Linked DNA regions of Homo sapiens: region 1 is linked to region 2. A link is an interaction called in ENCODE POLR2A ChIA-PET data of the cell type or tissue named here. Cell type or tissue: MCF 10A. All regions are shown on one strand. Each heading gives the region's core, and the rest is flanking DNA. Links, peaks and the distances in the headings are about the cores only. Region 1 has its middle 110 kb from the start of UBE2E2-DT. Region 2 overlaps NKIRAS1 (NFKB inhibitor interacting Ras like 1).

What was found. ChIA-PET counts read pairs that join two places held together with the same protein. Peaks named below come from ENCODE experiments on the same cell type or tissue, not always from the same donor. Only the 100,000 strongest peaks of a DNase experiment are listed, where the experiment ranks them.
Region 1: POLR2A ChIA-PET joins it to region 2 with 5 read pairs; 3 of 35 experiments call an interaction of 5 or more read pairs at or near these places.

What each region holds. Positions count from the first base shown.
Region 1 is chr3:23,094,124-23,096,950 of GRCh38, reverse strand. No RefSeq gene overlaps it. Among named protein-coding and RNA genes, the nearest start is that of UBE2E2-DT, 110 kb to the left of the region's middle. In MCF 10A, for the core only: no CTCF peak of the experiment used is centred there; DNase peaks (open chromatin) are centred at 740 and 1,670.
Region 2 is chr3:23,911,667-23,914,493 of GRCh38, reverse strand. All of the region lies in intron 1 of NKIRAS1 (NFKB inhibitor interacting Ras like 1), which reads left to right. Among named protein-coding and RNA genes, the nearest start is that of NKIRAS1, 3.9 kb to the left of the region's middle. In MCF 10A, for the core only: no CTCF peak of the experiment used is centred there; no DNase peak of the experiment used is centred there.

The DNA.
Region 1 (2,827 bases), core at 205-2,704, 820 kb after region 2:
TGGCAGGCTCCTGTAATTCCAGCTACTCAGGAGACTGAGGTAGGAGAATTGCTTGAACCCGGGAGGCAGAGGTTGCAGTGAGCCGAGATCACACCCATTGTACTCCAGCCTGGGCAACAAGAGTGAAAAAAAAATACATATATATATGTACACACACACACATATACATGTATATATATAATGTATACTTTATACTCCTATATATTATATATCTATGTATTTTACATTATATATAAAATATACTTTATGCTCCTTCTAGATATATATACAGAATATTATATAACATATATGGAAGTATAAAGTATATTATGGTAAATACATAAACCGGTGACATAATTGTTTATTATCAAGTATTATGTGCTGTTTATAATTGTATGAGCTAGACCTTCATATGACTGGCAGCACAGTAGGTTTGTTTATACCAGCATCACCACAAACATGTGAGTAATGTGTTGTGCTATGATGGTCCCATATTATAATCTTATGGGACCACTGTCATATATGCGGTCCGTTGTTGAGCAAAATGGCATTATGCAGTACATGACTGCAGTTGTTTATAGTCAGCCTCCATTCTGATTGGGTGGTCGGTACTATTTGTGATGTTAAATATTTTGAGCATTGTCTCTTGGAACAAGGTAGAAGGATGAGAGCCCAGCTATACCCTGAGAATGTCTACACCCTTAGGAATGTCTGTACCCTTAGGAATGACAGCAGGGGTGCTGCATTTGGTTACAGGGTTATGCAATGCTCAACAAACACAACTGTGTGCAGCAGCCCTGAAGAGTGCCTGTGTGTGATTCCTGAGATGTTCTATCCTCAGTCACTAATTTGAAGAATTCTTGGATGTCTGACTCTACTTGAGGATTAGTTAAATTGTGGTGTTAGAATTTTGTCACATTTGGCTTGGGGAAGCCTTTCCTGCAAGGTGCTATCAGGCTTTAAAAAGACAGAGGGCTCGGATTTCATCAGGTTTAAAGAACAGGATACATATTGTTTTGGACCTGCCTGTTACTTAAATGACGGGATTCTGTCTGACATGTACCTCTTTTGTTACCTGGTAGTGAGGTTGTAGAGAGATTTAGAGCCATCTCCTGCCTCTAATCTGGGTTCTTCATCTGCAGTCTATGGACCCTTTGCATACGTAGAATCCAAAGAGTTCATGTTCTTGGATATGACAAATAATTACATTTTTATTTTCATTAACTCCAGCTGAAATATAGAACTTCTTTCAATTATTAGTGAGACAAAACACTCTGGTATTAATTAGCTTTCCACTGTAATGAACAGATATTATATTTATTTTCATGACACATAACAGATAACATGTCATTTAATGTCATTATTTGAAATTATAATTGTAGTATACCCATTATTAGGTCTATTTTTAATTTATTTGTAGAGAATTCTATGTATTTTTATATCACAAATATTTAAAACTTTTTCAATAATTATATTTCAAACTGGCTTCCTTTTTATTCCCTATGCATCTTATTTTTTTGCATTTAAAAATATTATTTGGAGAGGACACACAAATGAATAACAACTGCTTTTTAGAGGCAGTAGATATCTCCCAAAATGTCTACTAGTTGCTCATGACTAGATTGGCTTATAGCCACTTAGTTCACAATAGTGGATGATTCACAAAGTAAACAAGTGGTGAGAGAGTAAGACTGATGGGAAAAATGTGGTCATAGTGTAGAGCCATTATTCTTCACCTGTTAGGTGACTGTGGGCTGGGTTAGAGACATGCAGGGCTCTAAAATCAGAGGTAGTTTCCCTGGAGGGAGGGCATAGTGGTTTTGTCTACAGCGTTGGGCAAGACCTGTCGCATTAGTTGGTGGGGAGGAATACGGCACCATTCGTCTACCCTGTCTTCCCACTATGCAATCTTTTTCACATCTCCCTCTATCTTTCTTCATAGTAGTTCCAAACACCATTTTGTAAACATATTAGTTTAGAAATTATTGAGAAGGTGTCCCTTTTTGAAAATGTGTTTAGAGAGAGACCAGTATACCCCCTTGCCTCCTTCCTTCTCCATGTATTCCACTTCTGGGCTGGTCATTCTGGGAAATACCATATATAGGACTGTAGGAATGAACTTCTAAATGTTTTCTATTTTACAGAACGTTTTTTCATTTTCTTGAAAACCGAATTCATCTGTATGCATGTTTTTATAGTAATCATTGCAAATACTAGGTAAGAAGTTAGGTATTTGAGGATAACAGTGAAAACAGAAAATTTCTCTTTTTAAATTTAAAACCATGTATAGGTCAGTGGCTTTCAAAAATTTTTGACGGTGACTTACAGTCAGAAATGCATTTTACATCCTGATCCAGTGTATAGGTGCACACACACAGGCACACACATTCACAATTGAAACAGAATTTTTTCATTTATCTCATCCCATCCATCCCGTCTCATCCCATTCCACCGTGTCCTGTCCCACCCCACCCCATCCCATCCCCTCATTCTGTCCCATTCTGTTCTGTTTGAGTCTATCCCATTTTATCCTATTTTTTAATTTAAGAAAAATATCGACCTTAACCCACTAAACTGATTTTACGACTCACTAATACATCACAATTTGAAGTTTGAAGAAAATATTGGCCTAAATGAGGTTTGTGTTTTCGATTTTTAAAGTCAGTTCAGAAGTGGCTCACTACATTTTCTCCCTCTCTCCATAGCACTTATTACAGTGAAACAAAGCTGAGCGAGGGGATTAGCTGGAGGACCTAACGTTGAGTACCTAGTATGCACTAATAATGTTATGTTTGTTTTGTTATCTTTTGTACTCCTCCAAACAATCTTGAGGAGCAGAAAAATCAAA
Region 2 (2,827 bases), core at 297-2,796:
TGGATAAGTGAAAGTATTCCACACTATACATAATGTTGACATAAGTAAATACACAGTGTAGGTGGTTTCCCCACATGACAGTATTTTTAGAGATTTATAACATCTCTCCTATGATGTTAACAGTGTTTTGGTATTGTTTTTCTGGTTGCGTCAGAAAGTTGTGTTTTACTTATAAAAATAGAATGGCCCACTTACATAGAAGAACAGAAGCAATAACGGTTTTGGGGAGCTGTTTCTGATGGCTCTTCAAAGAAAATGTTGACAAAGCATTTCACAGGAATGGACCAGGTCATATATTTACTCTCTGTTTTTTTTTTTTTTTAGCCTCAAGTTGGAGAGAGGAGGTTGTATTTATTCTCTAGCAATGTTATTGATTAGCCTGGAAAGTAAAGCAATAAGTATTTAAGACTGCCCTGAATCTTGCCTATTAAGCACGTTCTCTTAGTAATTTACATCAGGTGAGGTTTAATAGGTCACAGATTGAATTTTATTGCCCAGTTTCTTAGGGTAGGGATGTGACAAGTAGCTGTAACTACTGCTTTTTGTGTTCACCTCAGTGTTGATGTATTCTCTGGATAAGCAACTTCTAATATCATGGCATCACAGTGTTGAAAGGAACCTAAAGGTGACCCATGTACTACAGAGCCTTTCAAATTCTTGAAACCTAGATTTAAGTAAGAGGCTTGGTTACCCCAGGATCGGTTCATGTGATTCAGTGCCCATTCAGGGTACTGCAGATGACCACCTTTGTATATTTCGCAGGAACTGGTGTACATTTATTGTGTTTGGGAATTATTAAATAATTATAAGTGCTTTAAGAACCAAACTTTTAGTAGTTTTTATTTGTAAATCTGAAAATATCTAAGCATGAGAACCACTTATTTGTAATGTGAGTTCCTGCCATAGCGATCATTTATAGAAAATAAAGTATTTTTGTGTATGTGTTATTTATTCAAAATGTTAATTATTTTTTAAAGAATTCTTAACTTTGTAATTGATGGTAGCAAGGCACTCATCTGCTTTATGTAGTGGTATTGTTTCCTATTTGGAAGGCAACCAGGAACCTAGAATATTTCAGCCTGCTTTGATTAATCACACTTATCTTTTCATCTTTGTTTTCTTTTTGATAGTGTAAAATATTTAATGAGGTCTGTTCTGTCATCTCTTTGCTTTCCTTCCAAAAAATGCTTAAAATTCTTAGCTAGTGTTTTGAGCTACTTTTATTCAGTTACTTTTACCGTTTGCCCATGATGAAGACTTCTTTGGTAATATCAAAAGGAACTCCCCAATTTATTAATATATACATACAATACAAAACAATGTATAATTTTTAGCAAACGTTGTCTGTTAATCCTATTATCCTGATAATTATATTATCCTGATAATCATATTATCAATGAGTGATCAAAGTACATTTGTAGTGTATTACTTTTTTTTTTTTTTTTTTTTTTTTGAGACGGAGTCTCACTCTGTCACCCAGGCTGGAGTGCAGTGGCATGATCTCGGCTCACTGCAAGCCCCACCTAATTTTTTGTATTTTTAGTAGAGACGGTTTCACCATGTTAGCCAGGATGGTCTCAATCTCCTGACCTCGTGATCCGCCCACCTTGGCCTCCCAAAGTGCTGGGATTACAGGCATGAGCCACCGCGCCCGACGTATGTGGCATATTTTCTTAATCCAGTCTATCATTGATGGACATTTGGGTTGGTTCCAAGTCTTTGCTATTGTGAATAGTGCCCCATTAAACATACGTGTGCATGTGTCCTTATAGCAGCATGATTTATAATCCTTTGGGTATATACCCAGTAATGGGATTACTGGGTCAAATGGTATTTCTAGTTCTAGATCTTTGAGAAATCGCCACACTGTCTTCCACAATGGCTGAGCTAGTTTGCAGTCCCACCAACAGTGTAAAAGTGTTCCTATTTCTCCACATCCTCTCCAGCACCTGTTGTTTCCTGACTTTTTAATGATAACCATTCTAATTGGCGTGAGATGGTATCTCATTGTGGTTTTGATTTGCATTTCTCTGATGGCCAGTGATGATGAGCATTTTTTCATGTGTCTGTTGGCTGCATAAATGTCTTCTTTTGAGAAGTGTCTGTTCATATCCTTCGCCCACTTTTTGATGGGGTTGTTTGTTTTTTTCTTATAAATTTTTTTAAGTTCTTTGTGGATTCTGGATATTAGCCCTTTGTCAGATGGGTAGATTGCAAAAATCTCCCATTCTGTAGGTTGCCTGTTGACTCTGATGGTAGTTTCTTTTGCTGTGCAGAAGCTCTTTAGTTTAATTAGATCCCATTCGTCTATTTTGGCTTTTGTTGCCATTGCTTTTGGTGTTTTAGTCATGAAGTCCTGTGCATGGGCAATTTTTCTAGAGTTGTCTATTCTTCCTCAAAAAGAAATATGATTAAGAAAGCCCACGTGACAGCCAGGCGCAGTAGCTCACGCCTGTAATCGTAGCACTTTGGGAGGCCAAGGCAGGCGGATCACTTGAGGTCAGGAGTTTGAGACCATCCTGGCCAACATAGTGAAACCCCGTCTCTACTAAAAATACAAAAATTTCACCGGGCATGGTGGCAGGCACCTGTAATCCCAGCTACTTGGGAGATTGAGGCAGGAGAATCGCTTGCCCTTGGGAAGCGGAGGTTGCAGTGAACCGAAATCTCATCACTGCACTCCAGCCTGAGTGACAGAGCTAGACCCTGTCTCAAAAAAAAAAAAAAAGCCCACGTGACTACCAAAATCCAGTTTCTTCCCTTCTCGAGAAAAGACTGACATAAACTTTCATGTTTCTTTGAAAAATCATGTCCATTTTCTAAAAAC